Regions from separate parts of the Homo sapiens genome. Here region 1 is linked to region 2. A link is an interaction called in ENCODE POLR2A ChIA-PET data of the cell type or tissue named here. Cell type or tissue: CD4-positive, alpha-beta T cell. All regions are shown on one strand. Links, peaks and the distances in the headings refer to the core of each region. The heading gives the core; the rest is flanking DNA.

The links. Peaks named below come from ENCODE experiments on the same cell type or tissue, not always from the same donor. Only the 100,000 strongest peaks of a DNase experiment are listed, where the experiment ranks them.
Region 1: POLR2A ChIA-PET joins it to region 2 with 5 read pairs; 3 of 35 experiments call an interaction of 5 or more read pairs at or near these places.

Annotation. Positions count from the first base shown.
Region 1 is chr6:111,751,081-111,763,372 of GRCh38, reverse strand. All of the region lies in intron 3 of FYN (FYN proto-oncogene, Src family tyrosine kinase), which reads left to right. Among named protein-coding and RNA genes, the nearest start is that of FYN, 120 kb to the left of the region's middle. RefSeq lists an enhancer at 11,833-12,292. In CD4-positive, alpha-beta T cell, for the core only: no CTCF peak of the experiment used is centred there; DNase peaks (open chromatin) are centred at 1,282, 2,277, 3,342 and 4,252; H3K4me3 peaks cover 3,032 bases; H3K27ac peaks cover 5,000 bases.
Region 2 is chr6:112,018,169-112,035,668 of GRCh38, reverse strand. No RefSeq gene overlaps it. Among named protein-coding and RNA genes, the nearest start is that of CCN6, 27 kb to the left of the region's middle. In CD4-positive, alpha-beta T cell, for the core only: CTCF peaks have their summits at 6,040 and 6,240 (motif pointing right); DNase peaks (open chromatin) are centred at 6,258 and 7,558; H3K27ac peaks cover 3,848 bases.

The DNA of each region.
Region 1 (12,292 bases), core at 642-5,641, 270 kb after region 2:
AGGTTTCAATCAATTTAGAAGTTTATTTTGCCAAGGTTAAGGAACATGACCCATGACATAGCTTCAGGGGGTCCTGAGGAACAGGTACCCAGGGTGGCTGGGTTACAGCTTGATTTTATACATTTTATAGAAACAGAAGTTACAAAGACAGAAACCCACACATGTAAGGTATACATTGGTTTGGCTAGCAAGGCTGGACATCTCGAAGGCAGTGTGTGTCCAGGAGGTGAAGGAGGGGGTGACTTCTAGGTCATAGGTAGATTTAAATATTTCCAGATTGACAATCGGTTCAAAGAATTAAGCTTTGCCTGAAGAGTTGAAATCAGTTGAGGTAAGTGGGGTCAGGGGGCCTGAAAGATAAAGATTCTTGTCATGTGGATGAAACCTCCAAGAAGAAGGCTTTGGAGAGCATAAATGTAAATGTCTCTTATCAAAGGAGTCAGAGTCACAGAAGAGACCTAGTAAGGGAAGGAGATTCTCACCCGTGTCCAGCCATTTGAATGCGAGGACTTTTTTAGTTACCTGTGGTGGCAGGTGGCAGATATCACAAAAATTATGCAAGGACTTTTTTTTTTTTTAAGCTCATCACCTATCATTAGTATATTTTATGTGTGGCCCAAGGCAGTTCTTCCAGTGTGGCCCAGGGAAGACAAAAGGTTGGACACCCCTGCATGCAGACTTCCCCCACAAGAGACACAGCTTTGCAGGGCCATTTCAAAATACATCAGGGAAATATATGTTAGGGTAAAATACTTTGATTTCCTTTTAGGGCCTGTTATCTGTCATGTGATGTTATGCTAGTGTCAGGTTGGAGTTAGTATCATATTGCTATAAGAGTCTGTTCTGTCAGCCTTAGGGTCTCTGTTTTAATGTTCATGCCAGCCAGTTGTGCCTGAACTCCAAAGGGAGGAGGGTATAACAAGGCATATCTGACCCCCACCTTCCCTTCATGGCCTGAACTAGTTTTCCAGGTTTCTTTGGATCCCCATGGTCAAGAGGAGGGTCCACTTAGTCACTTGGGGGGCTTAGAATTTTATTATCGTTTACAATAAAATAGACATTACTTAGAGGTATAAGTAATGAGCATTAACTGGTGAGGTCTTAGGGAACTGAGAAAACCAGATGCAGAAGCAAAGCCTCTCCCAGGGTGGCCCCCAGCTGTGGCCAACAGCTCAGGAAGCTTCCTCACCGCTGCTGCTCGTGGAAAGCCAGAGCCAGATAAAATGAACAAGTTATTTTTTCCAGTTCAAGCCACTTAGATAGGATTCCATGATGATTTCTTTTTACCATTTACCCAAAGGAACATTTTGCATACACACAGCCTACGTGTTGAAGCTGTTCCTTCTCACGGAAGGGCATAACCAATTTCTTCACATAAAAAACATCGAGCCACCCACACTCCTCCATGATGTAATGCAGGTCCTGCTTTGACGGTGAGCTGACCAGGGATTGCTGAGCAGTCTCAGCATTGGGAATGATGATTGGATGCAGATAGCCTGTCCAGGGGATTCTCGAGAGCATTTTTTTTGCTAAAAGTACAAGGAGACCCTGGGCAAGCAGCTAGCAGCCCCCTTTCACAACCCTGCAGAGCGTCCTGGAGGTCCCAGCAGCCACTGTTCTTCCTCCTAAGCTTGCCTGCCATGGCAGCATCCACTCCACCCTTCAGTGCTTGAAGCCAAGTGGTTGTCGCCCCGGAAGGCTCTGCCCTTCTGGTTTTAGACTGCTGTGGAGGAGGGAGCCACTTGGAGATACAAAGCCCACCTCTCTAGAATCTTCCAGGGTCCCCACAAATTATAAAACTATGGTCACACCAGGAAACCAAGGCATTTTCAATAACAACCTTTCCTACTGATTTCCAGCTTCATCTTCCAGAATTCCAGTGCACTGCCATTCATACCATTCATTAACTGTTCTCCTTTCACTAGACCACGAGCAGGTATACAGCCACAAAGAGGAACCCATCTCATGAGTTAACTACTCCATCAGCTTCCTTCACCCTGAAATCTTTTGGCAGTACAGGCTAGAAGGAAGAACAGGCTTTGCAATCAGACCTGGGAATGAATCTCATCGGCATCATTACTGGCTGCAAGATTTTGGGAAAGTGGCTTAACTTCTTAGTCCAGCTCACAGGATTAATGTCAGGTTTGGACTCAGATAAAGAATGTGAAGGCTCCCTGCCTAGTCTCTGGCTTGTAACAAGTGCCACCAAGTGCTAGTGTCCTTTTTCTGTATTATGTATGTTGAGTTGTAGATATCTGCTGTCAGGCCCTGTCCCTGCCACTGGCTGGTGATGTGAACACATCTTGTGTCTTTGCATCTCTGCACCACAGTTTCATCATCTCACAATGAACTGCCTGCTCTCCAAGATGTGGAGTTTTTTAAATTATACAATTTGGTTGCACCTTAGGGGATCCCTCTGATTATGGAGGCACAGTAAGGTCCTGAGCATAGGTGGTCAGCAGTCCAGAAAGGGAGAAGGCCGAGGGCAGACTGGAGAATGGGACTGGTGAGATTCAGATAGGAAGAGCAGGGGAGAAATGGTCAAAGTGAGACTGGAATCAAAAGGTTGGCATTTCTAAAAACTATAATTGCACTTAAGAAGTTTTGCCAAAGGCGATTTAGTTACCCCACAGTGAGGAACATGGGTGCCTATGTCTCCAGTCACTTCCCCACAAGAAACCTAATTGCAGCCTGGGCTCCGTGCAACTCCCAGCTTGAGGGGAGGCCCATGGGCTTCTTTGTGTGAGGAGCGCGCTGCAGCATTCCTGCCCACACACGCCACTGCTGCCTTTCTCCTGAGAAGGAGTTCCGTTATTATTTCATGTGACCTCACAGCCAGGGGAGCTGGTTTGCCATTTTGCATAACACACATTAAATTTGTTTTTAGATGTGCTGTTGAGCCTTGCCTGTGGATCTTCTGTCCTCTTGTCGGTCCCTGCCTGCTGCAGCCATCCAGGCACTTAGGATGCCTATCTTTTTCTCTACAGCTGCGAGGAGCCCAGTAGTTGGGTTTCCTTAAATGCAAGCAGATGGAAGCGAGCAGGAGTGTGGAGGCAATTAGAGGATTTCCTCCTCCAAGCAGTGCGGGTTTGCTCTCTCTTTGGGTGTGTGGCTGTTCTTGCTCATTTTAATTTTCCATTTGGGTTTTGTCAGGCTGTCAGCTTTTTTTTCTGGCTGTATTATGCTGCTGGTTGCAGGAGCTTGCAAAATGGGGTGATTTGGTTGCTTATTGTTTGGAATCAAACTTTTCACAGTACGGTATGGGTGACGCATATCGTGATGATGATGACACTTCATATTTGTAAAATATTCTGCAACGTAAAGAATGTTTTCACATACGTCACTGTCTCATTTGGTCTGGACAGAGGCCCAGAAAAAAAAAAAAATGAAGGCTGTACTCAGTCTGCTAGAGTCAAAGTTTTGCCTTATCTTTTTACGCCATCTCTAGTCAAACCACAGCGGAGAGAATAATCGAATGAAAACTGAAGCTTTCTGCTTTATTCCTTTTCTCCTTCTCCTTTCAGTCAGGTAAATATTTTTCACTTTCTGAACACAGTGTTAGATTCTCTGGTGACAATTAAATAATCGTAGCAGATAATCGTTGCCGTCGGGGAGCTTTCAATGTAGGTGGGGAGACAAGACATACAACAGTGAGTTTACATAACAGTGCCTGGCACACAGAAGGCACTAAGGAACTAGGTGCTGAATGAGTGGGTGAGTAAATGAATGTGGAACATAGCCCACCAAAGTCCTGAAGGGCAAGAACCCCTAGGGGGGGAACCAAAAGATCCACAGTCCTTGATGAGAATGGGCACCGAGTGCCTGGGTGCCTGGGAGTGAGCAGGCGAGAGGACCCAGCACCGTTGTGGACAGCCTCCGTTCGGTTAGCACCACTGCACGAGGGCTGGAGTAGAGAGGAAGCCATTTGTTTATGAGCTGAGAAGAGTGAGCAGGAAAAATGCCATTCTTTGCTCTTAAGGATGAGACAAGCATAAAAAGAGAGGCAGACAGGCAGACCAGAAGGAAGAGATTGCTGACAAAATCATTGTCAGGAAAAGTGCCAGTGAAATCACTCCACCTTAAAAGATCTATGTTCTGGTTTTGAGAACCTACTATATTGTAGACCTGTGCCAGAAGCCAGAAGAAGGCAATGGGAAGAATCAAAGAGATTCTTGGCCCCAACCCTTACCAGACCCTGCCATGCACAGGAAACAGTTAAACAATGTGACTGTCTCACCTGCAAATGATCAAGTGTTGGGTATAAGCCAAGGAGCTGAGAGAGGGGGAGACCAGCGCAGGTCTGAGGAGCTGAGAAGGGAGGCTTACGTGAAGGGTAAGACTCGCATGGGCCTGGCCGGTGGACAAGATGTGGGAACTGCATGGACAGTTATGTGGAGGTGCATTCCATCCTGGCTGGAGAGTGTGTGAGGGGCAGTGGGAGATTGGTGGAAAAGATATAGGCCACTGGTGTGGAAGGCTGGGAAGCCACGCTTCAGATCGGAGAAAGTTGCTAATCAGAGAAGCGGCGTTCTGGAGGTGGTAAGTGGAGCTTTGTTCATGCCCAGAATTTTCATTCCTGTCCTGCCGTCCTAAATGCTGGGCTGCAGTCTGCACTGTCCCCCGCTGATGGTATGAGAGTAAGCCAAAGGAAGGAAACATCTTGTTGGGATGGCACTGAGCCATTTCAGTGTCTCCTGGGGGCACTGAGCCATGCCCCAGGGCAAATGCCCAGTGGAGAACAGGAGTTCAGGAGAAAAGGTCGTCCTCCAGTCTAACAATCAGCAGGACACTTGGCTTTTGTTGGGTATTTTCACTGCCATGAAACTATACTTGGTTTGTGAATGTTTTGGTGACCACCAAAAATGTATATGATGTGAATTCTAGGCATTTTCATTATGGTGGATTTTTTTAAATAACGTCCACATTAATATACACCCCTAGTGTAAAGTACTTAAAGATACAGAACAAAACAAAAGTCACCTATTAACCCATCACACAGAGATAGTCACGCACATCATTAGTATTTTGTTGAATGTCCTTTCCCGGTGCAAATTTAGGAATGTTTAAAACATGGTTTCAAATTGGACTTAATGTTTTATATCCTACTTTGTTTTAACTTAGCAGTGCACCGTGAATATTTTTTAGTCACTAAATTTATGTTGCAATATGATTTTAGTGCTATATACTATTCCATTATAGGTATGTACTATATTTAATCAAACAGAAAATCAGTCTACTATCTTTGCTTATTTTGATGTTTCCAGTGAGTTAGGCTTTTAACATATTTTTAAAAACAACATCAGAATCTAGTGTTTTCAGATAACCATGTTTTTATTGAGTGAGTTGTCCAGCAAGATCCACGTGAATATAGAACATTCTCTACCCTTTTATCTCATTTTTTTTGTCACTTCATTAAAAATGGTAATAAGTCAACCCCTCTGTGGAAAAAAGAAATCGTATGTGCCATAGTTTCCTTCTCTAAGACTGTTAAAAACATGAGCTGACCAGGCCCCCATGCCGATGGACATACCTGGATATACAGTAAGAGTACAGGGAACGCAATTGGATCAAGAAGTTCTTAGAATTTAAATGACATCCTGTGTTTTGTTGTAGTGAAATTTCAACAGAAGTAACTCTCCCTATTATCTTCATGTAAATGAAGAACCAAGCATTCAAGAGCTTTCTTAAGAGCTTTGCCTACCTCTTGACCAATGTCTCCCTTCATAGCATCCATCTCCTTCCTGATGTGGGATGCCATTTTGGAGGGCCACTTCCTGCTGACTTTATTGTAAGCTGTGTAGAAGAGAAGGTATCAGCCATATTTTTCCTTTTAGGCAGAGTTTGATTTGCAGAGGCCTGGACTTCCTGCTTATGTGTCTTTCCAGTGAATAAGTGTGATTCACCACAGTTCAAAGTAACCCCATCTACAACGCCTCATTTTTTTAAGTGAAATTTTTCCATGGGAATAGAATAGAGAGGAATCCTGTAGGTCTTCCATGAAATTATACTCCCTGCCTCTCAGAGTTTTACAATATAATTAGGTTACTTGTTTGTCTTAAATTTTTTTATTATCCTGTGCTTATCTGGTTGAGGTGCCTGTTGAAGAGCAGGAGATGAAGGTCAAGAAATATAAGCACAGTGCTCAATTTTTTAAAATAACTTTGTCTTACTGTTGCTCGTGGATAGAAATAAAATTTTTCATATTAAACTAATACTTAGCCGTTTGCTGAAACCTCTTATCAATTCTAATAATTTATCTGTATTCTCTTAGTTTTTCTGTGTAACAGACATACCATCTATAAATAATTACAAGTTTTTGTTCTTTTTCAATCTTTTATCTTTTATATATTTATTTTTTCTTTTCCTACCACTCTGGCTAGGACCTGCAGGAAATAGCACAGGGGATAGGAAGTAGGGATAGCGGGGATAGGAAGTAGGGATAGCACAGATCCTTAGCTTGTTACTGATTTTAAAGGGAAGGCTGTTAGCATTTCACCATTGAGTATGGTGCTTACTGCTGGGTTTTGGTAAATACTTTCTATTAGATTATGAAAGTCCCCTTCTGATCCTAGTTTGCTAAAAGTTTCTATTTTAAAAAATTATAAATGTGTTAATTATTACTGAGTGCCTTTTCTGTATCTATTGATAAGATCATTGGGGTTTTCTCTTTTAATCGGATAGTACAGGAATTATTGTCATCCATTTTTTAAAGTTAAATCATCCTTGCATTATTAGCAAAAATCCACATTAGTCGTGATATATTTTATGCATTGTTGGGTTCTGTTTGCTGATATTTTATTTAGGATTTTTACATTTGTATTTATATCTGAGAGTGGTCCATAATTTTCCTTTTTCCTACCATCTTGGATTTGGTTCTGAGATAGTCCTAGTGCTTTTCCATTTTCTATCTCCTGCATTTTTTTTTGGTTTTGATCTAAAACACAGATTTTTTTTTTACTTTTTTTTCTCTAAAACCATCTGAACCTAGTGTTTATTGGTTTTTGGATTTTTTTGGGTGGAAGGATGAGAAGCTTTTTAACTAATGAATCAGTTTTTTAAAGGTTATTAGACTATTCAGGTTTCTGTCTTGTTAGAATAATAATTTGAATTTTTCTGTGATATTCTTCATTTCATTGAAATTTTCAAACTTAATGGCACATATTTCTTCATAGTAGTGTGCTGTTATTTAATCCTTGCTGAATCTGTAGTTATGTTCTCTCATTCATTCCTAATGTTATTATTTGTAACATCTCTGTATTTTTCTTGATCAGATTTGGCTCTTATTAGTCTTTCCAAATAAATAGCTTTTCCTTTGTTCATCTTCTCTAGTGTATCTTTGTTTTCTGATTTTAATTTCTACCCTTTATTATTTTCTTCTTCTGCTTTCTTTGGATGTACTCTTATTTACTTTCTGACTTCCTGAGTTGGATACTTGTTCATTAATTCTCAGTCCTTTTTTCTTTCTAGGACAAGATTTAAGTATTTTATTCTAAATAAAACTGTAGTGAAATCTGATATATTCTAATATGGAGTATTTTTATCATCACTCAGTTATAAGAATGTTGTAATTACCATAATTATTTCTTCTTTGATTCATGAGTTTTATTAGCAGCATCATTTTGAATTCCCAAATGAATGAGAGTCTTTAGTAATCATTTTGTTACGGATTTCTAACTTAAAAAATCTGTTGTGGTCTGGGAATGTTGTTTGTATGATACTATTTCCACAAAATGCATTGAGACTTGGTTTGTGGCCTAGGACATGGTCAATTCTTTTTAAATATTCCGTGAATTTCTTTAGTGCATATTCTCCGATGGGGGCTGTGGGGACAGAGTTCTAAATATGCCCATTAGATTAAATCTCTTCATTCTGTTGCTCACATCTTCTATATCCTTATTAATCTGTCAATCTCTTCAAGAGAGGTGTTATTAAAATCTCTCACTGTATGTGTCACTTTGCCCTTAAAATTCTGATGATTTGCTTTATAAATGGTTATAACCATTTTCCAGGAAGAACATTAAAGAACTTTCCATTGGCATTATCCAGTTTCCCTCAAAATACTGGTTTTTTTTATTTTGGCTTCTAAGCAGCTATGAATCCAGTTTCTCAGAAGCCCTTGTCTCAAGGCATTTGTTTCCAGATTACCTTGTTAGCATCCACACTATGGGCTATTTTAGAAAAACAAAAAAAGTATCAAAATCATATAGCTATGATTTTCCTGTGCTTGAAGGAGCCTTAAAGCTCATCTAGTCCAGCCAGTATTTGTTCATCCAAATTCTGCCAAGAAATCTCTATTGTCAAGATATTCTTTACCATCTTTGGGACATTCTCATTATTAGAAACAAATCCTAAGAAGAAATTCTGCCATATACAACCCATCCGTTCTTTAAAAAAAAAAAAAAAACAGCTTAAATTTTCTTGTCTAAGCACAACAATTTCCAGTGTTTGTATTAGTTTTTCTCAACAGAATTTCGAGTCCTTTTAACATCGTATTACTGTTAACAAGTTCTAAATTCTGTGTGGTCATGCTTTGAGAGACTGTCAGATTATACACACACACTCAGGTTGTGTGTGTGTTTGTGTGTTTGTGTTAAGGAATGTTTTAGTGGGCACCTATTAAGGAAGCCTCTCAGGAAACTACTGTATATTAAGGCCAAAACCAACTGAACCCATCATACGATTTCTCTCCCTCAAGGAAAGCAAATGAGAATGAGCGACTGTAACCCTTGCCTGTTGTTCATAAGCATGTACACCAGGATCTGTGTGATCCTTTTCCTGAAGATAAACAGCATACTGCTCAAGGAAGGAAAACAACGCATAGCAACAAATTTCCTGTTTTTTAAAGAAAGATCCAACTTGGTTTAGAAATTATGCTGGCTTGCTTTCTATGTTTCTAATAGAGAATAAGGAGAAACTTGCTTCTCATTTGCCGACATGAGGTAAGTGTTATGTCTGAAAGTTCCAGAGATCACAGTTTATACATTGAAGAAAGGTAGTAAAAGGTTTGCGAAGACCTCCTTCCCCGTGGGAGAGGTGCCCTACTGTGCATGCCGGGAGTTGGCTGTGGGTCATGGGCACAGTACCCCTCACCCAAATGATTCTTCCCAACCATCAAGAAAGTAAACCCCAACTTGGGGCCCAGAAATATTCAGACAGTAGAAGAGTTCCACATTCAGACAGACGATAAAAGAAATATCTTCATATTGCCTAGCATTGAATTTGATAAGGAATAGAGGAACAGTATTGTCCTTCTGACCGGGCTCTGTCTCTTGCTGCCTAAAATTTTATTATCATTGCATTTAAAAAAATCAAAGTTCAGTCTTACTAGAATGGATAGAATGGGTAAGTGTAGCTTCTAGTTTGGTGAGTCCTTCACTGTTTCTTCCTACTAACCTCCCTAGCTCAGTCTGGCTAAGGGCAGGGCCTCCATGATGACCAGCAAAACTTCTCTCTGGTTAAGCTGAGCTTGGTTTGTTAAGCAACTATACCCAACATGTTTATATCAAAAGCACCTGTGTTTCTCAGTGTTTCTGGAATCCCAACTTAAGTGAGGCCGGAGCTAATGCTGTATTTCAGTAAATACCACATTAGATCACACTTTTAAGCAGCCATGTCAAACAATTGACTTAAATTGAAATTACTTTCAGCTAACACTTCCCCACAAATTGTTTTTACACATGCTGCTGCTAAACCACATGTCCACCGTCCTGTACTTAGGCAACTTTTTTTTTTTTTTGGTTTAGGCCCTCACATTTGTCCTTACTAATTTTATCATGTCAGTTGTGGCCTAATACTCCAGCCTACCAAGATATTTTTATATCTTGAGATTGTCACTCCTGTCCCTTCAAAAGTTTGTTCCATCTGAATATTTCACCATACAAATTTTCAATATCTTCATCTAAGATGTTGACAAGTTTTTGAAGAGCTCAGAGCCCCATTTTAGGCCTCCTGAGACCACCTTCTAGGTGGACCTGAGCTCACCAATCAGCCCCACTTAAATATTATAATTCACTTCATTGTTCTAGTATCTAGCCCACATTTTCCTATCTTATTCCCAAAGGTATTATGAGAGGCCTTTTTGGATAATGCATTACTGAAATCTGTAAAGAACCACACTTCTCTGACCCCTGTCAAAATAGAAAGTGGCATGACTATTCCTCCTATGAAAGCATCCTGTATGGAGGATCAGACCAAATGCTAAAACACTTTAGTAGGTTTACCTAAATACAGCTTGTCTTTCATATATCATGCCTTGACACTTCTTCTGCAAGACCAGTTTTTTCTGTAAGACTAATTGATATTGAGATTTCAATATATATAGAAATGGGACTAAATTTTATCCAAAGCTATTTTTGCCTCTATTTTGGGGGCATTCAAGTTAATTTCCCCCACTTACACTAAACTGTCAAATACTAGAATGTGGAAGCTTGAATATTAGAGATAAGTAAGTGCCCAGTTCCATTCCACCAGTTCACAGCCCTGTCTATCCCTCCATCCCACCCTCACCACCACCCTCCTAAAGCAAGATTATTAACACTGAACTGGACTGCTAAAACTTCTTCCTAGCATCTTTCAGGTGCTTTTGTGGCAGAGCCATTCTGCATGGAGCTGCCAGACCAAGTGTCATTCTTGCTTAGAACTCTTCAGAGCCTCCCCTCTGAGCTCCAAATTCAGTCCAAGTCCTCTCTTGGCTGCTTGCCTGATCAGAGGAGCCACTGCCTCCCCACTCAGACCCTATTCCACCTGGTGGACTTGTCACTCTTCCCTAAATGTCTTCCATGCCTCCCTGATGCCCATCTTTGCCCTGGCTTTTCCTGTGGCCAGGAATGTCTCAACCCTGCTCTAGATTTAGAAATCTTGCTTCTTTCTCAAACAACAAAATGTCTCTCCTCAATGGAGCCTTGACTGATCTCTCCATTGGAAGTGACTTCTTTTTCCACTAAGCTCCTGTTAGCACCCTACAACTTCCAACTGACAATTGTCTTGCATAGAATTATTTGTACACTTGTTTTATCAAAAGCTGCTCCAGTGGGCTGATAGCTTATTCATCTTTTTAATTCACCAAGGGCTGAGCATTTAGTAGAGAGGATGTATTTGTTGGATGGATCATGGGTAGATGGATAGATGGAGGAATGGATGGAGTTGAGGTTTAAGAGAGGATAAATAACTTGCCAAGATCACGAAGTTGGACTAATAGAATTAATAATAGACTCAGTTCCCAAATTCAGTATTAACATATTTGTCTAGCACCACTCCACATTCTCTTCCATGGTTTTGCTTTGAACTTTTGGTAGAAGCCTTAGTAATAAACATCCAGTTTTATAAAATAAAGTCTTATATTTGTTTATATTATAAATTTATTACTCCTTGATTTACATGCTTAGGAATATAAATCTGAGAAAAATACATGGTAGGATTTTCCTACCACATTCTAAAAGCTTAAGAAATATCTGAAGCTAAGCATGGTGGCTCATGCCTGTAATCCCAGCACTTTGAGAGGCCGAGGCAAGAGGGTTGCTTGAGCTCAGGAGTTCAACACCAGCCTGGGCAACATAGTGAGACCTTGTTTCTACCAAAAAAAAAGATTATTTACATGTGGTGGTGCACAACTGTAGTCCCAGGTACTGGGAGGCGTAGGTAGAAGGATAGCTTGAGCCCAGGAGGTTGAGGCTGCAGGGAGCTGTGATTGTGCCACTGCACTCCAGCCTAGATGACCGAGCAAGATGCTGTCTCAAAAAAAAAAAGAAAGAATTTGAATGGAGACACTGCCACTTCTGCACATCTGTCCTATATGATTTAAAATATCTCTGAATACCTTGAAAACACTGATCTTTTCAACTCTAAAACTCAGAATTCTCTTAATAAAATAGTATGCTGTAGTTATACTGTGTCAGCAGTTTTGGGGGGTTTTTGTTGTTAATTGTTTGTTGTTTTTGTGAGACATGGGCTAGGGATCTGATGTTAAAAATAGACATTAAGCCCCAGGACAAAATGGCCATTCTACCTAGAGACAGCAGTTCTGGCGTTCTGAGGCCACAGTGTAACATAAACATGATGTTGTCAACCTGAGCCAGGGCTGATTTGCCTCATTTGAATCTGAAAGGGAGCCCACATCCTTCCTGTTGCTACACAAAGATGCTGAAAAGAATTCACAGAGAAAACAAATGGACTAATGCGTGTTATGTTTCCCAGAAGTTCTGTCCCCAGTGCCCCCAAAATAGTAAAATAGTTGGGAATGAGGTTGAGCAAGAAAAGAATAAAGGAATAAAAGTATACAATGCCAAGGAAAGGC
Region 2 (17,500 bases), core at 5,228-10,227:
AGATGGAACATCACTGTGGTTATGAAACAGGAAAGTAGCCTGATAAACATCATCTTAGGAAACTCTGTGCAGCTAAAGACAGTCTTAAGATGTGTTTGGGGAAATACTGTGGAAACAAGTAGTCATCTCATAACTGATATAATTAGAAGTTATAATAGCTTGGACTTTAGGGATGGCACAGGAAAGGAAATGAAAGAAGTTAATGGAAACACATTTCTAAAGAATTAATAACCTTGAAAGCATGTTGGATGATAGAAGCATAGGAAAGTGAAGCGCCAAACAGGACTTTAAGAACCTAAAAGGAATACTTTATTTTTCAATTTGTTTTTATTATTATTATTTTATTTTTATTTTTGAGGCAGAGTCATGCTCTGTCATCCAGACTGGAGTGCAGCTGTGCGATCTTGGCTCACTGCAACCTCCGCCCCCTGGACTCAAACGATTCTCATGCCTCAGCCTCCAGAGTAGCTGGGACTACAGGCACCTGCCACCACACCTGGCTAATTTTTGTATTTTTAGTAGAGTCAGGGTTTCACCAAGTTGGCCAGGCTGATCTCGAACTCCTGGCCTCAGGTGATCTACTCACCTCGGCCTCCCAAAGTGCTGGGATTACAGACATGAGCCACTGCACCCAGCCTAAAAGAAACACTTTAAATATGTGGTCAGTATATCCTTGAGGAATGATTTCTTCATAATTTTATAGTTAGAAATTTCTAGTTGATGAATTTCTTGAAGAGATTTTAAATTACCCATGCGAAGGCCACAACAGGACACAGGGCCTGCCTGCACACCCACCTGCCCCAGCCATGGCTTTTTATCAAAAACCAAAATCAGATGTCTTTTTCTCTGCTGTCAGCACTGACCACAGTAAGTGCTTGTAAGACAAGCCCGATAGGTCACTGCAGGAGCCTAAACTGCATTACAGCCTCTGCATTCGCAGGGGCCACAGAATTATCAGATGTCTCCCATGTTCCTACTTTCCTGGGCCATGTTACTGTCCTTAATCTTGCAATCGCCATGAGAAAAGTTTTTACTTGGGAGCCCCCAGGGCTGGTACCTTTTTATTACTCTGATTTCCACAGTTAGCATACCAAAGATGATCCTTATAGGAAGGTAGTCCTTAATTAGATGATTAGTTGATTGGTTGACCAAGACTGAAGATAGAAACCTAGGCTGCCTTCTGATCTGCTCCCAAGTATACACCCAGCACGCCTCAGACTGCAGTGTGCACACAAATCATCTGGGGGAGCTCGTTAGACTGCAGGTTCTGATCAAGTAGGGCTGGGGTGGCCCTTGGAATCTGCATTTCTAATATGCTCCCATGATGCCACTTCTGCTGGTTGAAGGACCACATTTGTGTAGAAAGGTCTTCTCTATAAAGGGTAGCAGAAAGCCACTGGGAACTGAACTTGCCAAGGAGTGTATGTGCACAGAATGTAGATCAGGGAGGTATTCATGGTGAATTCAGAAAAGCCAGGAAACTAAAGGGGACAGGGACTTCAGAGCAGGCAGACTCAATCAGTAAGCCTCACCTGAGAAACCCTATAGCCAGGATGTGGAGGCTACATTGACAGTGAAATTACAGGAGCTGGGGAAGCCTGCAGAGCAGCTGTCAGTCTCCTGCCTCTCAGAGGAGGGTGTGGAGGAGGGGCACCAATTTTGGCAAGAATGAGGACTACTTTATTATGGAGAACTCCCTAATTATGCAGTTAGAGAACAGTGTGTGGCACATTCCGGAGCCTACACGGCTCACATAAGGATTCCACTGTTAATTTTGAAAAGAGAAATAGCAATGCAACTTTCTTAACTCCCACACCATTCACACATTGAATTTGTGTGCCAACTCGAAGCGTACCCACTGGAAATGAAAACAGACTTAAAGCCAGCCCTCAAACTGAAGCTTGTCAAGCTGCAGATATACAGGGGAAGGGATATACAATGGAAGAGATATACAGAGGAAGCGATAGATATACAGGGGAAGAGATATACAGGGGAAGGGATATATAGGGAAAGGATACACAAGGGAAGGGATAGACAGAGGAAGGGATAGACGGGGAAGGGATAGACAAGGGAAGGGATAGACAGGGGAAGAGATATACAGGGGAAAGGATAGACAGGGGAAGGGATAGACAGGGGAAGGGATAGACAGGGGAAGGGATAGACAGGGGAAGGGATAGACGGGAAGGGATAGACAGGGGAAGGGATAGACATGGGAAGGGATAGACAGGGGAAGGGATAGACAGGGGAAGGGATAGACAGGGGAAGGGATAGACAGGGGAAAGGATAGACAGGGGAAGGGATAGACAGGGGAAGGGATAGACAGGGGAAGGGATAGACAGGGGAAAGGATAGACAGGGGAAGGGATATGGGATATACGGGGGACAGGATATACGGGGGAAGAGATATATGGGGGAAAGTATATACGGGGGATGGGATATACGAGGGAAGGGATATACGGGGGGAAGGGATATACGAGGGATGGGATAGAGAGGGGAAGGGATTTGTTTTCTTTCTCTCCTTTCAAATAAAATTTTTCTCTCTGCCATTTGAAATTGTTACATCAGATATCTATTTGTTAAACCAAAAATGGCAGAACTCGGTCTCCTAACATAGGGCCCTTAACATAGTAAGCTCTCCCTCAATGTATTATCTCATGAGCGGTCTTCTGCGCATTTACACAGTATCCAGTAAGAACAGCTTTGCAAACGTACACACATCTGGATGCTTTCCTGAGCACTTGGGTCAGATATGGTCCCTCCCTTTGCAAATACGAGCAGGCAAGGCAGATGGAACTACTAAGTCAGAAGGAGTCACTGGAGCAAATGGAATCAGTGAGCAATGTGACACCAAATCTGACCCACGGTCCCTGGCCACTCCTGCCAGCTTTGTCCCTGTGGGGCATCTAACTTTATAGAGCAAGCACTTTCAAAGTCTCTTGACTGGATTCCCAGGAAGAAAAATATTTTATACCAGATCCCAACACACTCACCTGAAACAAGAGCTTTATGAAATCACAGTCACCCATGTTACATAGTCACCCCATTTCTGAATGATGGTCTCTTTAAGTGCATCCTTCAGGCAATACCCTATCTACACTTTTTTCATGGAGTTTTCTTTATCTTACAAAAAAACTACATGGCAGCTTTTTAAATCTCCCAATACTTTAAAGCATCATCTTAATAATTCCTTTTCCCATTGCCGTCGCTGCTCAATGCATTGCTCCTGTTATTCTTCTCCTCACCAGTGAATTTTATTCTTCTCTTTTAAAACCTGGGGAAACGATTAGCACAGTGATGAGTAGCATAGGCTCACTTCCACTCCTGTGTGACCTTGGGCAAGTTACTGAGCCTCTCTCTTCTCAGTTTCTCATCTGGAAAAGGATAATAATAATAAGGCTACCTGATAGGTCAGTTGCAAGAATTGAATGTGTTAATACAGACAAGGCAATGAGAGTATTTCCGAGCGCAGCAGCAGGCACCTGCTGCCACAGCTGCTGCCACTGCTCAAATTCTCCCCTCCAGGGGAACGCACCCACTGTGAGTAGCCTCTGCTTGAGCCTCCAACGCTTATGTGTTGAACCTGGACAGTGTCCTTTCCCATTTGTTGACAGTCATGCTGCGCGCTACTTGCAACTTGCTTTTTTCTGACCACTGGAGTTAATATTTTAAGAGCATATATTCCTTTCCTTTTTAACACATCTAAAATGTATTATTTAACACGAATGACTTCAGAAGATACTAAATCTAGTTTGGACTTTAGTTTATCACAAATGGCCATTATTGAAAATATGTATTTTTATAGAAGGCTATATTGCAGTGATACTTCCTGTCAGCTATATGTTCCCTTTAACAGGTGATTCCACTTTCCATTTCTACCCTAAAATGTTGCTGTAGGGCTGGGATCCCAGAGAAGCAGGTTTGTTAAAAGAATGAATACAATTCTAAAACGAAGTAGCCTCTGTTTCAAGACCTTCTTAATGAATAACGGGCATACACTTGGTTACATGTGTTCAAGGACATTTTTCTGGCTGCTCTGGGAACATTGCTTTTTAACTATGTTCCAGATAATTGCTTTTACACAAAAAAGGCATCTCAATAAGTGAGGTGTTGTTATATGTGGTTCTCATGGTATTTCATGAGTGTGTATGGTCACTTTCCAACCTGATTCTAGCAGAGTGCAGAGACTTTTAAAAATTTCATTCACTTATTCTTCCAACAAAAGAATTACCAAGCACCTGACATTCCAGGCATTATGCCAGGTGGTAAAAATAAAAACAAGGGAACTTTATAGTTGTCAAGTACTTTTGGGTAAATTACCTCACTTACTCCTCTAAACAGCTCTGTGAGGCAAGTGATCTTGTTCCCATTTTACAGACAAAAGAGAGAGGTCATGCACAAGAGAAATAAAACGAAAAGAAAGAAGTACTGTGTTTATTAACTAACCAAAACTTCTCGACATCCCATCCCTGTTGGCCTTTACAGAAAGACAACACACCCGAAGGGTGTGGACCTTGCTCTATGAACTTATTTGGTGTTTGTCCAGCACAGCACTGCATGCAGAAAGCCACTTAGTAAATACTTTGGAGGAAGATCATTTTGATGTTTGTGAGAGTTCAGGCCATCTCTGGGAATGGGAAAAAGGATGGTAATGAACTCCAAGAACCAGAGGAAAGGAGAAAATTAGACAGTGGTCTGGGTGAGGTGAGAAAGGTAAGACTTACAGGAAAGTAATGAGGTTTATTTTTGTCTAGGGGAGAGGGCAAACTGACAGAGAGGAGGTGAGGGGTTAGAGAGGGAGGCCTTAGCACACAGAGAGCAGAGACTTAGGATCCAAGGACAGTTTCCAGGATGTTATAAATGGGCCCTAAGGAAAAGGAAACACGCTTCTCTATGCCTTCACTAGCAAGTTCTAGCCAGCAAAATGGTTCCAAATTTCTGACAGCATTTTGAATTAGCTTCAGTCTCAAATTCAAAGCAGAAACTGCCTTAAATTCCTCTGTTTCTCAATATGTCCTGTTTCTGTCGCATCGGGGAGCTAAGACACTCCTTATTGATGATTTTGCAGATGCTCAACAATGGTAGCTTTACAGATTAATCAATGAACCAAAGATTTATTGGAGATCTGCTGTGTGTGCACCATGCTGAGGACCAGTGACATTCAGATGGGAGGCCTGGCTGACAGCACACACAGCATGCTGGCGGGCAGCGACACACCTTCCAGACACACACTTGTTTGAGAGCCAGTAAAGCAGGTTATGCCTGAGTGGGAAAAAAGATCCGATAGGTAGGGTGGGGCCATATCACAAAAAGCCTGAAGAGGGAGAGGAGTGGATCCGAGGCCTTTAATTATAGTCTGGCAACTGTAGGTGTCCAGAAACTATTTGTTGAATGCATGCCTGCATGAATGATTTCAAGTAAGCATATTGTCCCAGACCCAGGACACAGTCATCCTCTCTAAATCATTCAGTCCTAAGTTTCAAATTGTGCCCAAACACAATTATGATATTTACATCTTTGTAGAATTATTCTGAGACTGTGGATGGATAGAGGTCTAACCTTTCCATGAGGACAGTGACCTTTTGCCTCCCTGGATCTACTGGATCACTTGGAAACAGAGGAGTAGACGCTGGAAGAATACAGTGCTTGGGACATAATGACCAGGCCATGCTAATTGCAGAATAATACAGAAACAGATTCTCCTTCCACCCAAAAATGTATCCAGGGCGAGCGGCCACAGAGGACATGGAGGCAGGAGACCTACTAAACAGGCCTCTTCTGTAAAACAAAAGAAATTCATACTACTACCACACCTTAAATGCCATGATTCCTTGTGCTTTCCTAACTCTCAGATGCTTTCTAGTCTATCTCATTTATCTTGACAGTCAAAGACATAGAACGGGTAGAACATTTGCAGAGTGAGCAGTAAATTAGCCGGTTTCTGAATCTTAAACAGTAAAGTCTTTCAGATGAAGAATGTGCTGGTTTAAGGAGGATGCCTCCTAAGCAAAGTCTTCAGCAGAAGAAATGTCTTCAGAAAACTTCCTGGACAGAACTACAGGCACCTTGCATTTCTCTCCTATTACTCCTCCTGCCTTCTATCTGTACCCACACCAGAACACATCTGTCGGACCCTCAGACCAGTTCTAAAGCAGCTGCCCCTTTGTAGACGAGCCCAATCTTAATCATTCCAACATAGTAACAAGAAAAAACCTACTTGGGCAGAGGTCCTTGTCTTAATGAACAAGTAGTCTGCAACCACCACCAGCAGAGGGCGTTGTCCAAAATGGCTGCGGTGAATTCAGCAGGCTGCACACAATGGAAGCATAATTCTTGCCATAGATCCTTTAAATGTCTTTCCATTAAATTTGTCTGAACTGCTCTTAACCTCGGAGCAGTTAAGAACATCAAGGCCTTTCTTCGACAGCTCTTCCCTTTCCCACAATGCGAGACTCCAGCAGTAAGACGCTTGAGAAAGGAAACGTGTAACAGATAGACAGAAAGGCTCAAGCAGGGCCTTTCCACGAAGACTCCATGTTTTTGCACTTTCTCTGTGCCACGTGACCGAACGATCATTTCACACTGGTGTAAGTCTGTGGCTTCTCTGGATTCCATACTTCTTAGCTGTATCAGTTGGGTTTGCATTTTATTTGTCCAATATAAAGGAAGGAGATGCCAGTAGTGACTTTTAGATATAATCATTGAGTTCAAATCCAAAACCCATTACTCTGTCCAAGCTTCATCGACTTCAGTATCTAGGGAGATATCCCAGAGGTCATCGCTCTGTCCCCAGGCTGGAGTGCAGTGGCGCAATCTCAGCTCACTGCAACCTCCACCTCCCGGGTTCAAGCGATTCTCCTTCCTCAGCCTCCTGAGTAGCTGGGACTACAGGTGCATGCCACCACACTCAGCTAATTTTTGTATTTTTAGTAGAGACAGGGTTTCACCATGTTGGCCAGGATGGTCTCGATCTCTTGACCTCGAGGCCCTCACGTTCTTAAAGTGAGTTCTGAGGGCTGGATGGAAGGGAGGGGGGATTGAAAAGAAGAGGCAGGCAATTGCAAAGGCAGACTGAAGCCAAGTTCTCCTAATTTTTGCCTCTTGGAGGACAGTAAACCCCTCCAGTCCAACCTGGGAATTCACCACCCAGACACATGATACTCAAAGCTCCCACGAGGAGGGTGGCAGTCCTCTGACCTTTTCACTAAGATTTAGAATCTACACATGGATCTGCAGCATGTTATTTAACTGGGGCTATCTACTCTGTGTATCAGATATCATGCCTGTCAAGATGTGAGTGTTTAAAGTCCAATTTGAATGCTGAGATTTTTTTCTATGAGAGACACTTTTGGAATCTGCCTTCTTCTAAATTCAGGAAGGATAATCTCAGCTTGTACTTAATTTCCAAACAATAGCAGCAATAGCTCTCCTACTCTGGAGGCAATTATAGAACATTATCTTGGGTGATCTTTTATCACTAGTGTTAACTGCTTTTGCAAGCACTTGGCTGCAAGTACCCATGCACAACAGGATGTGGTTAGACAGTCAAAATTCATAGATCTTGGGAGCCTTATGGGGCAAGATGGAACAGGGTGTCTGAAAACCCCTACCAAGTATATGCAGGTTTCACTGACAACGTCAAAACATGTGGTTTAATTCAACATATGTATTTAATGCCTACCATGTGCAAGACATTGTGTTTGGTGTTATGCGGGTTAAAGAAATTATCAACTCAGTCCCTGCTGTAAAGTGGGGGTATAACGTGTAATAGACTCAGACTGAAATAAGCCTTGTTTAAGCTCCATTCTGGAAGGTGTGTAGTTTTCTGGGTTTTCTCACTTTGGCCACTGAGTAGATTTGAATTATTAGGTAAGGTCAACTCCATCCAGGCAACCAACTAAAGTGACACCTGGGAGGGTTATTTAATTAAGGACCTTAAGAATGTACCAAAAGCATCCTTTGGGAAAAGATTGGACCAATAAACCAGAATCAGAATTTGATGAATGTTACCATACCGCTCATGTAGAAATCCCTAAACATACAACTTCAGATGGTAGACATGGGTCTCTGAGAGGCAATCCCACCTCCTTAGCATCCAGGAACTAGTGAAAACCAGTTCATGACCATAGGGTTTGGGTTCTGGTGTGCCCAGGCTCTCCCTGGCTGCCCCTCCTGTTGAGGTCAGCGCCTGTCCTGCCTCTCTCCAGGCTGGGATGTGTTTCTGGCCCCCCACTGCACTCTCTGCACCATGCTGGCTGCCCCAGATCTCACCTTCTCATTTGGGATTGGCTTCTCTCACAAATGAGAGTTGTCCTGGGTGTGTTCTCTGCCCTACCAGTGCTCTGGGCCATCTGTGCCTTTAGCTTTAAGATGAGAGAAGGGAGAGTGTGACCGAAAGTGTGATTTCCAGTATTTGGAGACTGAGATAAAGAAGGATTCCACCTGGAGAAGAAACAGACTCCAGATGCCCCCTGTGTAAGCCGTGACACTTCCAGCAGCTTGTTTTCTAGCTTGACCTTTGACCCCAGCTACACAGAGTTCAGGTAGGGCAGAGGGGCGAGAGGCATTGCACAGAAAATCACAACAGAAGGGGCACAGGAAAGCAGCCATTTTGGTTTTCCCTCACTCTACCTTCTTTGAATCCTTCTCATCGCTCAGTAACAGGAAAGTACTGTGATCTCAATGCTATCCACATGTATCCACAGCACTGTTTCTTCTAAGATATGAAACTGTACCCAGGACTTTCCATGCATGGTAATCGGCGTTCATCAATACTAAAAGCTGAGTCTTCACCGCCACCTTCCTTTTTGGTCTCGGGCCTCTGTGACCTGCTCACCCCACTCCAGGGATCTATCACACTCTTGTAGTGACCCAGTTTATGGTAATAAGACTGTGAGCTCCAAGAGGACAGGCCTGATGTCTGATATGGTCACAAGCTACTCCTGTGCCCAGCACGCTGCCAGGCACAATAGGAGGCCTTGATAGTTATTTACTGGTTAAGGAATGCAAGAATAAGTCATTTGCTTTCCAGCTAGTCTCTGGGTAGGAGGAATCATGCCAGCCCCCATCCTGTACTCCATAATGCCCCAATGTAAATCCTAAAACCCAGAGGAAAGCCATCAAAAATGTCACAAATACAATTCAAACACTCGAAAACACATAGAATCTGTCATAAAAATTGGGAAACATCTTCCACAGTTCTATTCTCCTATGACATACTTTTTTTCCATGAAGGTAGGAAATGAAAGCGAATAAGTACTCTGGGCTTCACATAATGACAGCTGCCACTACCATAGCCATACATGGGGGGCAACAGAACAGAGCTAGGTTCAAGACCTGGCTCTGCCATTTACTAACTGGCAAGTAATTGTTATAGGTGAAGTTATGTCCTCCTAAGATCCTAACCCTCAGTACCTTAGAATGTGACTTTACAAGGAACTAGGGCCACTGCAGATGTAACTCATTAAGCTAAGATGAGGTAATACTAGAGTAGGCTGGGCCCCTAATCCAATAGAATTGGTGTCCTTATAACAAGGAGGAATTTGGACACAGAGACATGCACACATAGAGAGTGCCACATGAAGACTGGAATCATGCTGCCACCAGCCAGCGAGCAACCAAAAGCCTGGAGAGAGGCCTCGAACAGATCTTTCCCTAGCATCTTCACGGGGAGCACATCCCTGCCGAGACTGTGATTTCGACTTCTGGCCTCCAGAACTGTAAGACAATACATTTCTGTTGTTTAGGCCACCCAATTTGTAGTACATTGTTATGGCAGCCCTAGATGACCTGTGGCAAATTAACCTCTTTGTGCTTCGGTTTCATTTTTTAAAAATGATATTAGTAATGGTCCCTACTTCATGGAGTTGTTATGAGAATTAAATTAATTAATACTTACATAGTGCTTAGATCAGTCCTTGGCACAGAAGACCAATGATGTCTTATAATGTTCAAAATTCTCTCCTATTCGATGTGACAGTGATGGGAGTAGATGTCCCAAGTTCTGACATAATAAGTCCTAATTTACAACCCATCGTTGTGTTGGGACATTTCATAATTTATCTTCAGTGCAGAGCATGGATACACAAAAGCACTCAGGTGGCCAGCAAGAGCAATGAATGTGAGGTGGCTTTGCAATTACTTGGATTCACTAGATACCGAGCAACTTCCCCATGCATGGTGCAGAGCTGTGGCACTCACACGGCCAGGTGTGACCTATGGGGAAAAGTATTTTATGTTATTTTATTGTTTCCTAATACTGAAACTTCAAAAGCAAAATGATTCTAGATTTTCATCACTTTCTCTTGAGCATTTCTAGCGTTCCTGTAACTTACACAACCTGGGAAATTCAAAAGAGCAGGAAAACTTTTAAGGGAAATAAATAAGAATGAAGGACTGAAACAGCTAATGGGAGAGTGACTGAGGCCAAAGAAAATTCAAGAATTATTATTATTTTTTTCATTTTAAACAAAGGATCCTCTGCTTAACCAACACGGCTCTCTCTTAGCTGTAGGCCATCAGTGAATCTTAATTAGTTAAAAGGTTTGTGGGTTCCACGGGTCTTCTTGGATAAGAGGATGAATATCTCTCTTTTCCCGGCCAAAAGCACCACTAGAAATCCATTCAGTCATTCGAAAGTATTTATTGAACATCTATCATGTGCTAGGTACAGTTTTAGACATTGGGAATATGACAATAGATAAAATTAACAAAAGTCCATATCTTCATGGAACTTATACTCCAGTAAGACAGAAAGATGAACAACCAAGTAAATAAGTCTATATATAGTATGTCAGAGAGTTATAAATGCTATAAAGAAAGTCAAAGCATGGATATGTTTGGGGTGGGGTATTTACTAGGGATGCAATACTAGATAAGGTGGCCAGGGAGTCCTCACTGAGAAGGTGACATTTGAATAAAGATCCGAAAGAGGTGAAGGAGTGAGCCATCAGATATCTGGGAGGTGAGCAGAGGACGCAGCAAGTGCAAAGGCCCTGAGGCAGAAGTGTGCTTAGAATATTGAAGGAACAGAACAGGCCAGTGTGGCTGAAATGGAGTGAGAAAGGGTATGAGATGGAGTTGAGGGAGGTACTAGGGGCCAAGTCACAGAGGGCCTTGAAATCACAGTAACAACTGTGGCTTCTGCTTTGAGTGCAACAGGGAGGCATAAGAAAGATCGTTGGCTGCCATGCGGTCTCTTCTAGACTGTGTCTGAGGCAAAGGAGGATGCAGGGAGACAAGTTAGGAGGCTGTTGCAATAATTCAAACAAGAGGTGACAGTGGCTCAGTAGCAATGTTGATTCTGAATATATTTTCAAAGTAGAGCAAATAAGATTCACTAAGTAGGACGTGAAGTATGAAATAAAAAGAAGAGTTATGGATGATTCTAGGGTTTTTGACCTGAACAACTAAAAGAATAGAATTTTCTTTTCTCTGAGACAGGGAGGACAAGGAGATGAGCAGATTTGCAGGCAGTTCAGCTCTGGATATGTAGGGTTTGAGATGCCTATTGAATATTGCATTTGTTTTCTAGGGCTGCTATAAAAAATTACCAGAAACTTGGTGGCTTCAAACAATAAAAACATTATCCCAGAGTTCTAAAGACCAGGAGTTCTAAATCTGTTTCACTGGGCTGAAATCGAGGTATTGGCAGGACCACGCTCCCTCCCGGGGCAGTGGGATGAATCTGTTCCTTGCTTCTTCCAGCTTCTGGTGGTTGCCAGCATTCCTTGGCTTGTGGCTGCATCACTTCAGTCTCTGCCTCTGTTGTCACATTGCTTTCTCCTCTTCAGTATGTCAAATCTCCCTGTACCTCCCTCTTGTAAGGATACATGTGATTGCATTTAGGGTCCACCCAGAAAAACTGGGATAATCCCTCCACTTCAAGATCCTTAATGTAATCACATTAGCTCTTCGACATGTAAGGTGACATATAAAGGTTGCAGGGATTAGGGCATGAATATCTTTTGGAGAGAGTCATGATTCAGCCTACCACAGATATCCAAGTGGCAATGCTGCATAAGCAATTCCCTATATAAGTCTGGATTTCAGGAAGCGGTACAAGCTGAAGGCCTAAATCTATAACTTATCAGTATATAGGTGGCATTTAATGTCATAAGCCTGGAACACCTCAGAAGTGAGTATAGAAAAATAAGATGTCCCCTCAAAAAATTAAAAATAGAATTAGCGTTTGATCCAGTAATCCTACTTCTGGGTGTACATCCAAAGAAATTGAAGTCTGAATCTCAAAGACATGTCTGCACTTCCATGTTCACTGCAGCATTATTCACAATAGCTAAGACATGGAAGCCACCTAAATGTCCATTGACAGATGAATGAATAAAGAAAATGTGGTTTACACATACAGTGGAATATTATTCTGTTTTTAAAAAAGAAAGAAGAAATCCTGCCATTTGTGACAATATGGGTAGAACTGGAGAACATTATGCTAAGTGAAACAAGCTAGACACACAAAGACAAATACTGCATGATCTCACATATGTGTGGAATCTGAAATAGTCAAATACATGGAATCAGACAGAGAGTAGAATGCTGGTTGCCAGGGAGGGGGAAAGGGAGAAAGGGGAAGGTGTTTATCAAAGGGTACAAATTTGAGTTATGCAAAATAAATAAGCCCTGGAGATCTACTATACAACATAGGGCCTATGACTAACAGTACTGTTTTGGTATACTTAAACATTTGCTATGAGGGTAGATCTTATGTTAAGTGCTCTTACCACAGAAGGAAAAAATAATAACAGCCACAAAGGGAATGAGAGGAATCTTCTGGAGGTGATGGATAAGTTTAGAGCATTGATGGTGATGATGGTTGGATGGTTTCACAGGTGAATACTTATCTCCAAACACATCAAGTTGTATGCATTTTACATCTACAGCTTTTTGCATGTCAATCATATCTCAATAAAGCAGTTTAATTTTAAAAGGAAAAAAGAAAAAGATGTTCAAAAACGGGGCTTGGGACCCTCCGATGTCCAAAGGTCTGGAATACCCGGAGAAATCAGCAAAGGAAACTTAGAAGAAGCAGCTGGAGATGTGGAGGGTAAACTAAGAGGCCCTGGGAGCCCGGCAGAGAATGCTTCTGAATGGCAGAGGATAATCCAGTGTCAGATGCTAACGATGAGTCAAGGAATATGAAATCTCGGAGCACTGGGTTTGCAACGTGGAGGACACTGTTGAACTTAACAAGAGCAGTTTGAATGCAGAGGTGGGGCAAACGTCTGATTGGAGAGGTTATTAGGAAAGAATGTGAGAAAGGAATGAAAGACAGCAATCACTGACGACTTTTCAAGATGCGTTGCCCTGGGAGGCACAATCAAAAAGAATCCCTTGACCCCGTAACTTTTAGAACAGCAGAGAGAATGTCCATTGGAACTGTTCTAGTTGGAATTCCAGTATCCGACAGAGAGAAGATGGATGCCAAAGTTTTCCCTACTCGGCTGTTTTGCCCAAAGTCTACCTTGTGAGTCCTTCTTAAAACTGCTAAGGCTGATTACATTCTGAAAACGCCCAATAGAAGGCTGACACCAAAACTCTTAACCACGACGATCAGATGGACCACACCCTCACATAAGCCCCAAACACAAGCAGAGATGCCACAGCCCTTATCAATGTGCTGGGCAGCCCCCTCCCAAACACCTAAAGGCCTTTAAATAACAAGGTTTCTAAGTTGGGAGAAGTCAGTGCACCTTTATGTACACACTCTGGAGATGCAGAGCTAATTAATCTCAATCTAGGCAAGTTTCCAACTTTCTCAGGGAAGTTTTATTTATGCCTAGTATAACTCAGGGCAATGACTGCAGCCTCTGATTTTAATTCCAGATTTGAGAAAGTGCGAGGCATTCCTTTAATGCTAATGAAAGAGGCATAAGTAAGTTAGCACCAGCTTTCAAGGAGTTAAAGAAAATCATAAGGTTCTCTCCTGAGTTTCTCAAGCATAGAGTAGTATATTTACCTTTTCATGACTGTGGCACTTAGGAGGACACAGGCCATGCTCAGACAAGACTGGAGGGATGATGCTCACTGTCGTTTATCAAGTGCTCGCTCTGTGATAAGTAGTGCACCAGATTTTTTTTGTGCATTATTATTTAACCTTCACAAGAGTCCTGTGAAGTGGTTGCTTCCAGTAGCCTCATTTTACAGACAGGGAGCATGAGGCTCAATGAGGTCATGCAGCTTCATGCCATTGCCATGGGAATTGTGGGTGAATGCATAGGCATGGCAGCTACAGCCTCTGCTACCCAGGACAGTGGCCTGCAGTTCAGCAAGAGAGATAGACCCAGGGCCTCCAGAAGAGGTCTGGTGTCCAGAAACCAGCCCGCTTCATTGCCCTGCATTTGAAAACGCTTTGGCCTTTAAAATTCTCCATTAAAAAAAGAAGAGGAGAGGCTTCATTTGTAAATCCAGAAAGAACCACAAAAGGAATAGAAGGTGTGGGGGTAAAGGGTTGCTTCTTGCATAAAAAACCTTGTAAATATGGAGATATCCCTTTCTGGACAGAGCAGTGACATAAATTTATTGAAGGAGGCTGGGGTTTGGTTATCAGCTCAGCTGGAATACATATGTTAAAGAAGGAGAAAGAGCAAAAGGTAGCTTTAACATCCCCATAGCCCACATGCCAAGCAGGACTTTTTCAATTATTATCATGGTGGCCTTTTAACAAGCTGAAATTTAACATGATGCCAATACTAAATACCCCTCCAAAATAAATGGTGCTTGTGAGGCTGAGATCTGGAATACAAGGGCAATAGCTGTTGATTTCCAGAACCTTAATCAGCTACCCCAAGGCCAGATCTAGGGCAACGTTGTAAAACAAAAGTTATCCTTCGTAGTTCTTTCATTATCGACACTTTCTTCATTTAGGAGTTCCCAGACAAGCTCAGGTGTTCACTCCATCAAGTAATCCCAACTGTCCATGGCCCTCTCCCTTAGAGGGGCCCTCTATTCCTGCCCCTTCTTGCTCTCATCAGAATTTATGTCCTGGACTCAATTTTTTTCAGCTCCCTCTTAGTTGACAACCAAACTGACTTTATTGGAACAGAGGGTTAGTATTTTCAGGGAGGAGAAGCATGTTTAGGTGCCATTCAAACCACTGCCAACTTCTCTTCCTTTATCCAGCTCTGGACCCGTCTCTGAAATTGGCTATGCTTTTCCCAGTCCATATATAATTTAGTGAGAACCTGAGAAATGCGTGCTAGCAAAATGTTCACGGGGAGAACCCACTCACAGACTTACTCGTTTAAAACCGTCTTCACAGCTCTAATCATTGTTGAATAGGAATTAGATACCCAGATCCAAATAGGTACTAATAAGACAAAAATTACTCCCTGAAAAGCTTGCTTCTTTCTAACTGTACCCCTTCCCTCCAGCCCCTGATGCCACTGCCACACACACACAAATCCTTACACTGTCAGCCTAGTAATAAGTATATGTGCTTTACTACCGCACAGAACAAGGTTAGGAACCTGTTTCTGTTAACTGGGTGGCTTTGGGCCACAAACGTCCTCATTTTTAGGACCAAGATAATAACAGTACCTACCCCATGGGGCTTTGTGCAGATTACATGTAATAATAACTCACGTGAAACCCTCAGCACAATACTTGGCCCTTAGTTAACATTTTTTAAATGTTATCCATGGTATTACCACTCCCTGAATGGTAATAGTTACACTTGTATGGAGTTTACTGAGTGCCAAGCACTGTTCTCAGAGCTTTACAAAGGTTAACTCATTTAATTTTCACAACTACCCTATAATACAGATACTATTGTCCCTGTTTGAAAGAGCAGCAAATGAAGGCACAGAGGGGTTAAGTGATTTGCCAAGGTAACACAGCAAGCAAGTGGCAGAGCTACAACTCAGACCTCGCTAGTCTGCCTCCAGGGTCTGCACTTTTCACCACACATTTGATGGGGGCTCTGGAGGGCACACCAAGTTGGGCTCCATCTTAAAGCAAAGGGAAGTTGTGTTGTTGGTTGGGGCAAACAGAAAGTTGTGTGTGAACTCTGTCACCAAAAGGAAAAGGAGAGTAAGTGATCCAAGGATGCAGAGAAGGCTTCTATTAGGAGAACAGAAACTCCACACTCAGGTGGACGCGAATGGTTCTGAAGTCAGCAAGTTAAGGTCCACATTTCTGTAATGTTTTAAAGTGAAATTTGAGGGGAGGATATTTCCCACTAGGAATGAAGAAAAGTCACCATGAAGTTAGAGACTAATGAGACAGTCTATAAAAAGTGCTGATGAAAAGAGGGAAGGGCCAACAGGGGAAAAAGGCAGCAAGAGGGAGAAGGGAATGGAGTCATATTCCCAGAGTCATAATTCAAATGCAACCCAGGTTCTGGCAGTTTACAGCGACAGCTTGTCCAATAACATCCACAGTACACAATGCTCTAAGGACTTGTTTGACGTTGAAATGTTTTCTTGAATGAGATTCACAAAGGAAATTATTGTTGTTTGACATTCCTTCAAGTTTATTAGGCCACAGTGACCTGTGTTTATCGCTGTGTGTGTATGGGGCAGCGGCAGCGTCTGCCACGTGTTGCATTTACTCATGGATGAGGCTTGTCACTCCACTTCGACTGCTGCTATGCCTCGTATTTAATTCACACTCAATACTTGGTGAAGAGGGGAAAAGGAAAATACAGCCCTTCGTGGAGATTTGCCTAATTTTTTTTTCAATAATCCTAAAGAAAATTTCCCAATTTGTAATTCTTTTTAAAAGCACCTAGTCTCATAATAAAATCTCTTTCAAGGTGCATCAAAAGAACTGTGAACCCTTGAGGTCTGCACTCGGAAATTTATCCAGATAAAGTCCGGGCTGCTCCACATTTTGCCTGCAGCTCCAAAGGCCAGGCCATTAGCTGCTGACCCTGCCAACATTTCCTGGCCAAGACAAACAAAACCAAATCCAGGGTCCACACAGTGAGCAAAAGGTCTCCGGGGTTTTGTCACTTCAGCTTATATCTGTGAGTTTGCCAGTTGCCATGGGGATAGAAATCCTTCAGTGGGGAGAAGAACTATTATTTTCAGTGCTGGCTACACTATTTTTGCAAATAGTGTCCATAATTTCTACCAAAAACCTCTGTGCACCTATAACCACTTGAGAGTAGAAGGGAATGAATGAACTGCATTTCAGCTTCTCTTCCTTGCAATTTTCACTTTTGAGGAAAATTGTAAATTATAAAGCAGAAAATGGGTTCTCATTCTTCATGAGATGCAAGCTAGCCATCTACTGTGTATCGTTGCCATTATGTAATCTAGAAACTTATAATTAGGCTGAACTGAGGCTGCTAAAGAGCTGCATGAGATCTATGAAATGCCCTCGGTGCTTCTAGATCCGCTTCCCTGTTGATCTTAAAGCTGAGCGTGCCTTCCTGCCCCCAGTGGATCCAACTCCTGCAAAGCAAGCTACCTGCTCCTCAATCAGCACCAAGCCAAGCCTCTGACTTCCTAGCCTCTTTCTGGGAGTTGATTTCCTAAAGGACTTCT